Regions from separate parts of the Homo sapiens genome. Here region 2 is linked to region 1. Evidence: chromatin contacts called from ENCODE Hi-C or POLR2A ChIA-PET data. All regions are on one chromosome and are shown on one strand. The core of a region is the stretch at or near the end of the contact, and the rest is flanking DNA. Distances in the headings are between cores, read along the strand shown.

The links. Hi-C counts contacts between places; a loop is a spot of excess contacts on that map. ChIA-PET counts read pairs that join two places held with the same protein, here RNA polymerase II (POLR2A). Pooled maps may share reads with other maps.
Region 2: a loop to region 1 is called in a map of naive thymus-derived CD4-positive, alpha-beta T cell, with 17 times the contacts of the local background. The contact joins the promoter of CHERP here to the promoter of FAM32A in region 1. A Hi-C loop is called at or near these places in 2 of 168 maps with a recorded cell type or tissue (B cell and naive thymus-derived CD4-positive, alpha-beta T cell), 2 of 37 single-sample maps with no recorded cell type and 13 of 50 pooled maps. POLR2A ChIA-PET finds 5 or more read pairs at or near these places in 1 of 52 experiments (AG04449).

What each region holds. Positions count from the first base shown.
Region 1 is chr19:16,183,474-16,187,719 of GRCh38, forward strand. FAM32A (family with sequence similarity 32 member A) reads left to right here and starts at 1,937. Exons shown (of 4, transcript NM_014077.4): 1 at 1,937-2,043; 2 at 2,151-2,292. The coding sequence starts at 1,970. RefSeq lists enhancers at 944-1,579, 1,482-1,531.
Region 2 is chr19:16,540,183-16,544,270 of GRCh38, forward strand. CHERP (calcium homeostasis endoplasmic reticulum protein) reads right to left here and starts at 2,255. Exons shown (of 17, transcript NM_006387.6): 1 at 2,172-2,255; 2 at 1,688-1,861. The coding sequence starts at 2,196. RefSeq lists silencers at 1,887-1,956, 1,967-2,156.

The DNA.
Region 1 (4,246 bases), core at 687-3,186:
CCATAATAGTTTTTTTTTTTACTAGGTTTTTGATACAGAGGGAAATAGAGAAGAAACCAAAAATTCCGATAGTCCTCTGCTGACATTAAAAAGATATATTCAAGGGCCGGGCACGGTGGCTCACGCCTGTAATCCCAGCACTTTGGGAGGCTGAGGCAGGCGGATCACCTGAGTTCAGGAGTTCGAAACCAGCCTGGACAACATGGCAAAACCCTATCTCTACTAAAAATACAAAAATTAGCGGGGCATGGTGGTGGGCGCCTGTAATCCCAGCTACTCAGGAGGCTGAAGCAGGAGAATCTCTTGAACCTGGGAGGTGGAAGTTGCAGTGAGCCAAAATCGTGCCACTGCATTCCAGCCTGGGCAACAGAGCGAGACTCTGTCTCAAAAAAAAAAAAAAAGATATATGCATGTACACATCGTATGTAAGAAAACCGCACAGTACTGAAAGGATGAAAAGAAAGAAAGAAAGGGCCAGGGGTGGTGGCTCACGCCTGTAATTCTAATGCTTCAGGAGGACTGCTTGAGGACAGGAGTTTGAGACCAACCTGGACAACACAGCAATACCCTATCTCTATTGATTTTTTTTTTTTTTTTTTTTTTTTGAGACGGAGTCTTTGTCTGTTGACCAGGCTGGAGTGCAGTGGTGCGATTTTGGCTCACTGCAACCTCCGACTCCCGGGTTCAAGCGCTTCTCCTGCCTCAGCCTACCAAGTAGCTGAGACTACAAGCGCAGGCTACTATGCCCAGCTAATTTTTGCTTTTTGTGTTTTGTTTTGTTTTGTTTTAGTAGATACAGGGTTTCGCCATGTTGGCCACGCTGGTTTCCAACACCTGACCTCACGTGAACCGCCTACCTTGGTCTCCCAAAGTGCTGATTTAAATATATATGTACTTTTTTTTTGAGATGGAGTCTCTCTCTGTCGCCCAGGCTGGAGTGCAGTGGTGTGATTTCAGCTCACTGCAACCTCCGCCTCCCGGGTTCAAGCGATTCTCCTGCCTCAGCCTCCCGAGTAGCTGAGACTACAGGCGCCCGCCACCACGCCCAGGTAATTTTTTGTATTTTTAGTAGAGACGGGGTTTCACCGTGTTAGCCAGAATGGTCTCCATCTCCTGACCTCGTGATCCGCCCACCTCGTTTTCCCAAAGTGCTGGGATTACAGGCGTGAGCCACCGCGCCCGGCATAAAATAGATTTTTAATTGTTTTAACATACCACCAACCTTGTCACATGATATTGTCATTTACCTAAAGCTGAAAAATTAATGAATACTGATTAGGTTTACAAAATTAGGTTCAGCTATCCAGTGAACGCTCAAAATATGGCAATAAAAGAGAACGGGGGTGGTGGGGCGTGGCTCAGGCCTGTGATCCCTGCGCTTTGGAAGGCCGAAGCAGGAGGATCACTTGAACCCACGAGTTCGAGACCAGCCTGGACAACACAGCGAGACCCCATCTCGACAAAAAAATTTAAATGAAAATATTAGCCGCGCTCAGTGGCGCCCGTCTGCAGTCTGCTACTGGGGAGGCTGAGGCGGGAGGATCTCTTGAGCCCAAGGGTTCAAGGCTGCAGTGAGCCACGATCGCGCCACTCCACTCCAGCCTAGGTGACAGACCAAGATCGTGTCTCTAAAAAAGAAAAAAAAATCAAGGAGAGAGAACAGGTCACCCAAAAGTGCGCAAAACGCTCAAAAAGGGGTTGGGTTTCCAGCACCCTGTGTGAAGAATGGGAGACCGGAAGTGGGCGCCAAATTCGGAAGTGTGGCAGCAGATAGGAATCGAAGGGCACTCATTCGCTTGGCTCTCTGTCCCGCCCACTACCCGGAAGTGTGGCCCGGGTCCAGAACCAAGAGCGCATGCTCACCTTGTAGCTCAGCCAATCAAAGAGAAGCGAGGCGGCCATTCGGGCGGAAATAGTGTTTGCAAACAGGAAGTGTGGCACTCCAGCTACCGAAGCACTGGAGAGTGTCATGGAGGCCTACGAGCAGGTCCAAAAGGGACCCCTGAAGCTGAAAGGCGTCGCAGAGCTGGGAGTGACCAAGCGGTGAGGCCCGAGGGCCCGCGGGATTCCGTCTTCATCCCCCTTAGACCTTTTCTCGGGACCCCTGGCCCTGATCCTCCGACCCGCCGCCTCCTCATGTCTTTTTCCAGGAAGAAGAAAAAGAAGGACAAAGACAAAGCGAAACTCCTGGAAGCAATGGGAACGAGCAAAAAGAACGAGGAGGAGAAGCGGCGCGGCCTGGACAAGCGGACCCCGGCCCAGGCGGCCTTCGAGAAAATGCAGGAGAAGCGGGTGAGCAGAAGCAGAAGGCGGCGGGGAGGCGGGAACACCCGGCGCCGGGAGACTGGAAATTGGGGTCAGGGCTGGGACGCTCCGAGGGCAGGGGAGCGGTCAGAGGAGACCTTAATTACGGGGAGAGGATGCTGTACGTGAGTGAGAGAAGAGTCGCCCTCTGCCGGGGGAGCTCCAAGGATGAGAAGACCCCGCTGGCCCGAGTGGGCAGCAGAGGGGAGAGCTAGAACTGGCGTTGAAAGGAGGCCAGAGCTGGAGACCCGGGTTTGGATTCCAGTGCTGTGGCTTATTTGCCCTGCGACACTAGGCCAGTGACTTTCTTATTTCCGTGCCTCAAGTTTCCTCTTCTGTACGAGTCAGGGTAGTAACTTATTCTAAGAGGGTTGGGAACTTGAGAGGAAGTCATGAAAGTAAAAAGCAGTGCATACATGTTCAGTGGATGCCAGCTCTTGATATTAAATGGCCATGCTCGCCGCTCGAAGTCACCACAAAGTTTGTTTCCAAGACAACTTTGTTTGGCAGATTCAAACATGCTGTATTTTTTAAAAAATTAGTTATTTTTGGCGGGGTCAGAGCACTGCAGCCTCTGCCTCCGGGGTTCAAGCAATTCTCCTGCCTCAGCCTCCCGAGTAGCTGGGATTGCAGGCGCCCGCCACCACACCTGGCTAATTTTGGTATTTTTCGTAGAGATGCGGTTTCACCATGTTGGCCAGGCTGATCTCGAACTTCTGATCTCAAGTGATCCGCCCGCCTCAGCTTCCCAAAGTGCTGGGATTACAGGCGTGAGCCACCGCACCCAGTCTCAGCTGTTGATATTGAATGGCCATGCCCATGACGACTTTGTTTGTATTGTATTATAAGGCTCCGATAAATTATTTTTTCTTAACACCATAAATGTGTGCAGTGGAGAACAGAAGAGTTCACAGTAAGACAGAAACTGGGTCCATTATGCTGGGGAGAGGGAATAATCAGTGTAGGTCAGTGATTCTCACCTGGGGGTAGTCTCCACCCCCCTAAACTCCCACCCCGAAGCACATGTGGCAATGTCTGGAAACATTTTTGGTTCTCAACTGGGTTGGGGTGGGGACTACTGGCAACTAGTGGCTAGAGGCCAGGGATGACACCACACACCCTGCGATACACAGGACAGCCTGCCGCAGCAAAGAGTGATCCGGCTCCAAATGTCAGTAGCACTGAGGCTGAGAAACCCTAACCCTGGTCTAGGTGATTCTGTACGGTGACACTGGGGAAAATGGACCTTGGGGACAATTAACTCCTTACTCCCAGATCTAATTCAGGCATACAGAAAACACATGGATGCACTACCTCTGGCATGACAGACCTGAGTTTGACTCTGCCTCTACCACAAATTAGTGGTGTGACCCTGGGCAAGCCGGCTACCTATTACTTAAAGTAGCACTAAAGTCTGCCTCACAGGGTTGTGGTAAGGATTTAACAAGTCAGGCGGGCGGATCACGAAGTCAGGAGTTCAAGACCAGCCTGGCCAACATGGTGAAACCCTGTCTCTACTAAAAATACAAAAATTAGCCGGGCATGGTGGCACACACCTGTAATCCCAGCTACTTGGGAGGCTGAGGCAGGAGGATTGCTTGAACCAGTACCCGGGAGGCAGAGGTTGCAGCGAGCCGAGATCACGTCACTGCACTCCAGGCTGGCAACAGAGTGAGACTCCGTCTCAGTGAGACTCAGTCTGGCTCTGTCACCGAGGCTGGAATGCAGTGGCTCGATCTCGGCTCACTGCAACCTCCGCCTCCGGGGTTCAAGCGATTCTCCTGCCTCAGCCTCCTGAGTAGCTGGGATTACAGGCGCCTGCCACGACGCCCATCTAATTTTTTTGTATTTTTAGTAGAGATGGAGTTCCACCACGTTAGCCAGGCTGTTCTTGAACCCCTGACCTCAGGTGATCCGCCTGCTTCAGCCTCCCAAATTGCTG
Region 2 (4,088 bases), core at 1,005-3,504, 360 kb after region 1:
CCTCCCGGGTAGCTGGGACTACAGGTGCCCACCACCATGCCTGGCTAATTTTTTTTGTATTTTTAGTAGAGATGGGGTTTCACCATGTTGGCCAGGCTGGTCTCGAACTCCTGACCTCAAGTGATCCGCCTGACTCAGCCTCCTAAAGTGCTGGGATTACAGGCACAAGCCACTGGGCCTGGCCTCCTTTCAAGCTGCTTTTTTTTTTTAGATGGAGTCTCATTCTGTCACCCAGGCTGGAGCGCAATGGTGTGGTCTCGGCTCAATGCAACCTCCAGCTCCCAGGTTCAAGCGATTCTTCTGCCTCAGCCTCTCCAGTAGCTGGGACTACAGGTGTGTGCCACCACACCTGACTAAGTTTTGTAATTTTAGTAGAGATAGGGTTTCACTATGTTAGCCAGGCTGTTCTCAGACTCCTAACCTCAAGTGATCTGCCCGCTTCAGCCTCCCAAAGTGCTGGGATTACAGGCGTCAGCCACTACGCCTGGCCTCCTTTCAAGCCTTTTCTTTTTCTTTCTTTCTTTTTTTTTTTTGAGATGGAGTCTTACTCTGTCACTCAGACTGCAGTGCAATGGCGTGGTCTTGGCTTACCGCAACCTCCACCTCCCGGGTTCAAGCGATTCTCCCGCCTCAGCCTCCCAAGTAGCTGGGACTACAGGCGCGGGCCACCACACCCGGCTAATTTTTGTATTTTTCGTAGAAACAGGGTTTCACTATGTTGGCCAGGCTGGTCTCAGACTCCTAACCTCAAGTGATCTGCCCGCCTTGGACTCCCAAAGTGCTGTGATTACAGTATGAGCCACTGCAACAGGCCTCCTTTCAAGCTGTTTAATCGAACACCAACTGTGTGTTATGTATTAAGGGACAATGACCTTGTACCTTAATACAAGACGAGCGTGTAGTCCCCTGAACTACACGCTCGCCGAAGCCAAACAGACCTTGTTTGGGTCATTGTACCTTAATACATAACACACAATTGGCGTTCGATCAAACAGCGGACAACCACCTCTCAATGTCCATCTACCTGGCAAACTCCTAGTTATTCATTTAAACAATCTAGAGACGGGGTTGGGTACTGAACGTGACAGATGTGATACCTGCCCTGAGCAGCCGCACCACCTGGTGACTATCCATTATTCAAAGGCCAGCTCTGCTTCCTAACTTTAAACTTCTTTAGAGCAGGACTGGAATCCTGTTGCCTAAATGAACGAACATTGATAAACACTTGCCAATAACTAAAACTCAGAGGGATAATTCTTTTTGATTTCTGCTGCAGGCATCTGAAATGCACAAAACCTTGCTGGACCCACAGGGAGACGGCAAAGGGGGCTGGACAGTGCCTGTCCCATGGACTCCCATCCGGCCTCTATCACTTCCTCCCTAGAAAACACTAAAACAATCACGCTACTCCTGCTAATCTCCGTCATCAGTCTGCAAAACAACAGCAAAATCCCTGATCCAGAGCCCAGGGGGGAGGATCGAAAACCTCGTTGTTCTCCATTACAGTGGCACCCAGCAGCCGCTCTGTGCAGGGCCGTGGGAACAGCGGAACAGGGATCGTGTGGACCGAGCTGCTCCACTTCAAAGAATAAACGACCCGAAAGAAAGAGGTTTGTGGCAGAGCCCGGACTGGAATCCGAGAAAGGAAGCGCTCGATGGGACGGCCTGAGTGCCGGAGGGGACTCACGCTGCTGCTGCTCCAGCGCCAGCTTGCACTTGTAGTAACTGTAGAATTCGCCTCCGAAAAGAAACGAGAATTTGGGGTTGTCCTTCTGCTTCTCCATAGTCATCTTCTCAAACTCGGGCCCATTGCGAGCCACGAACTGGGCGAGCTTGTCGATGACATTTCGAAGCTCCTGGTCTGGAGGACGGAGAAAAGGCCACGCGGGGCGTCAGCGAGGACCGCCCAAAGCCGGGGGACTCGGCGCCCCAGCCCCCGTCCGCCTTGCCGGGGACCCCAAGGGGGTGGGCCCCGAAGAGGCCGCCCTTGTACGGGTCCCGATAGGGGCCACACGCTCGCCGGGAATGCGGGGACCCACGGGAGAGGCCGCAGGCGAAGCCGCGAGGCCGAGCCCCGCCCCCTCCCAGACCCGGGGACTCCGGGAGGCGGGGCCGGCCAATAGGAGGTTCCGGGGAGAGAGAAACGGTCTCTCGGCCGGTTTGGGTCTCACCATCGGGGGGCAGCGGCATCTCCATGGCTCCGGCCGCGGGGAACGTCCTCCGGCGCCACACGATCGACCACCAGCGCCGTCTGCGGAAGCCGGCCGGAAGTGGCGCGAGGGAGCCGTTTACGGCGGGCTTCTAGGGCCGCTTCCGCCCGCCACTTACGGCCGTCGCTGGGAAACTCCGGAAGTGAGAGCGGGAGGCAGGCGGGAAGAAGCCGCGCGATGCCTGGCGCGCGGGAGGGGCTAGCGACGCGCACGCGCAGAAGTTTCCTGACACTTTCGCAGAGTGGGTCCCCGTCGCGCGGCGCCGCGGAAAGGCTGGAACGGCGCGGGTGGGTGTTAGTCGAGACCGGGGGGCGCGGGGCGTGCCCCTTGGTCGGCGTCGCAGCCCGATGGGCTGGCTGGTTGCTACCTCCGGGCGACCAGGGGCCTGGGGACTTCGTGCCTGGGCCAGGGTCTCTTTCCTTTCGCGGGCACAGTGAGGAGACTGCGAGGTGAGGTGCGTCCGGGTGGATCCCGGGCTGCGGCGACTGTCACATTCTCCCCGGCCAGACCGGAGGTGGAGCAGAACTGGGGGCGACGAGCTTGACTGGGATTGCAGCTGGACGTATTTAGGTTCAAAACATCCTCCTCCTGGCTTTCTTCCGCTCCACTCTTTGGTCAGGAAGACTGGGGCGGGGTACCCCCCAACCCATGCCCTCAAATTGCTGGCCTAGAGGGCACAGCGCCTTTCTAAAAGCTGCAGTTGGGTTGCCTCTAAAATAATGAAGCTAACCCTTGCTAATTGTGGGGAAAAGATAGCCAGAAGCAGCAAATTTCTGCTGTGGACGTCCGATATAAACTGATCCTCTTGAGATGGTTAATGCTTAGTTGGCTATACCTGCCCCCCGCCCCCGCCGCTTTTTTTTCCTTTATCCGTTTTTTTTTTTCTTTTTTCTTGAGACAAGGTCTTGCTCTGTGGCCCACGCTGGAGTGCAGTGTCATGATCATAGCTCACTAGCCCTGAACTCCTGTGCTCAAGTAATCCTCCCGCCTCGGCCTCCCAAAGTGCTAGGATTATAGGCATGAGCTACTTTACCCAGCCTGTTTTTTTCTGTGCAAATAAATGCACATGTATTTTAGATTAGTTTCATTTTTATTGTTAACAGCATTTTTCCACCAGATGCTTATGGATTGACAACTCTACATCAAGTGTTGCTGTAGGCTAGGAATCAACAAAACTTTTTGTATAAAAGGGACAGAAAGCAAATATTTTAGACTCTGCAGGTCAGGAGGCAAGATCAAGGATTTTTTTTTTTCTAAATGTCCTCTAGTTCATATTTTCTCATGAAGATCGAGGATCTTAATTGTTTGGTTTTTTTTTTTTTTTGAGACACAGTCTTGCTCTCTCTCGCCCAAGCTGGAGTGCAGTGGTGTGATCTCGGTTCACTGCAACCTCTGCCTCCCGTGCTCAAGCAATTCTCCTGCCTCAGCCTCCAGGGGAGCTGGGACTACAGGTGCGCACCACCACGCCCGGCTAATTTTTGCATTTTTAGTAGAGATGGGGTTTCACCAGGTTGGCCATGCTGGTCTTGAACTCCTGACCTCACATGATCTGCCTGCCTTGGCCTCCCAGACTGCTGGGATTACAGGTGTGAGCCACCCTACCCAGCCTTATTTAGGTATTTCTATAACCAGAAAGAAAAGTTCATAAAATTTTTGTTGGTGAAAATCAAAATATGATAACTGAGTAGTTTCTTAAATACAAGTTGCTACAGTTTGAATGTTTGTTCCTAATCCCCAGTGAAACAGTATTAAGAGGTGGAGCCTTTAAGAGGTGATTGGGTTATGAGGTCGTGCCATTCATGTGTTAATGGATAAATAGGTTATCATGGGAGTGGGACTGGTTTGGAGCTTGCAGTGAGCTGAGATTGCACCACTGCA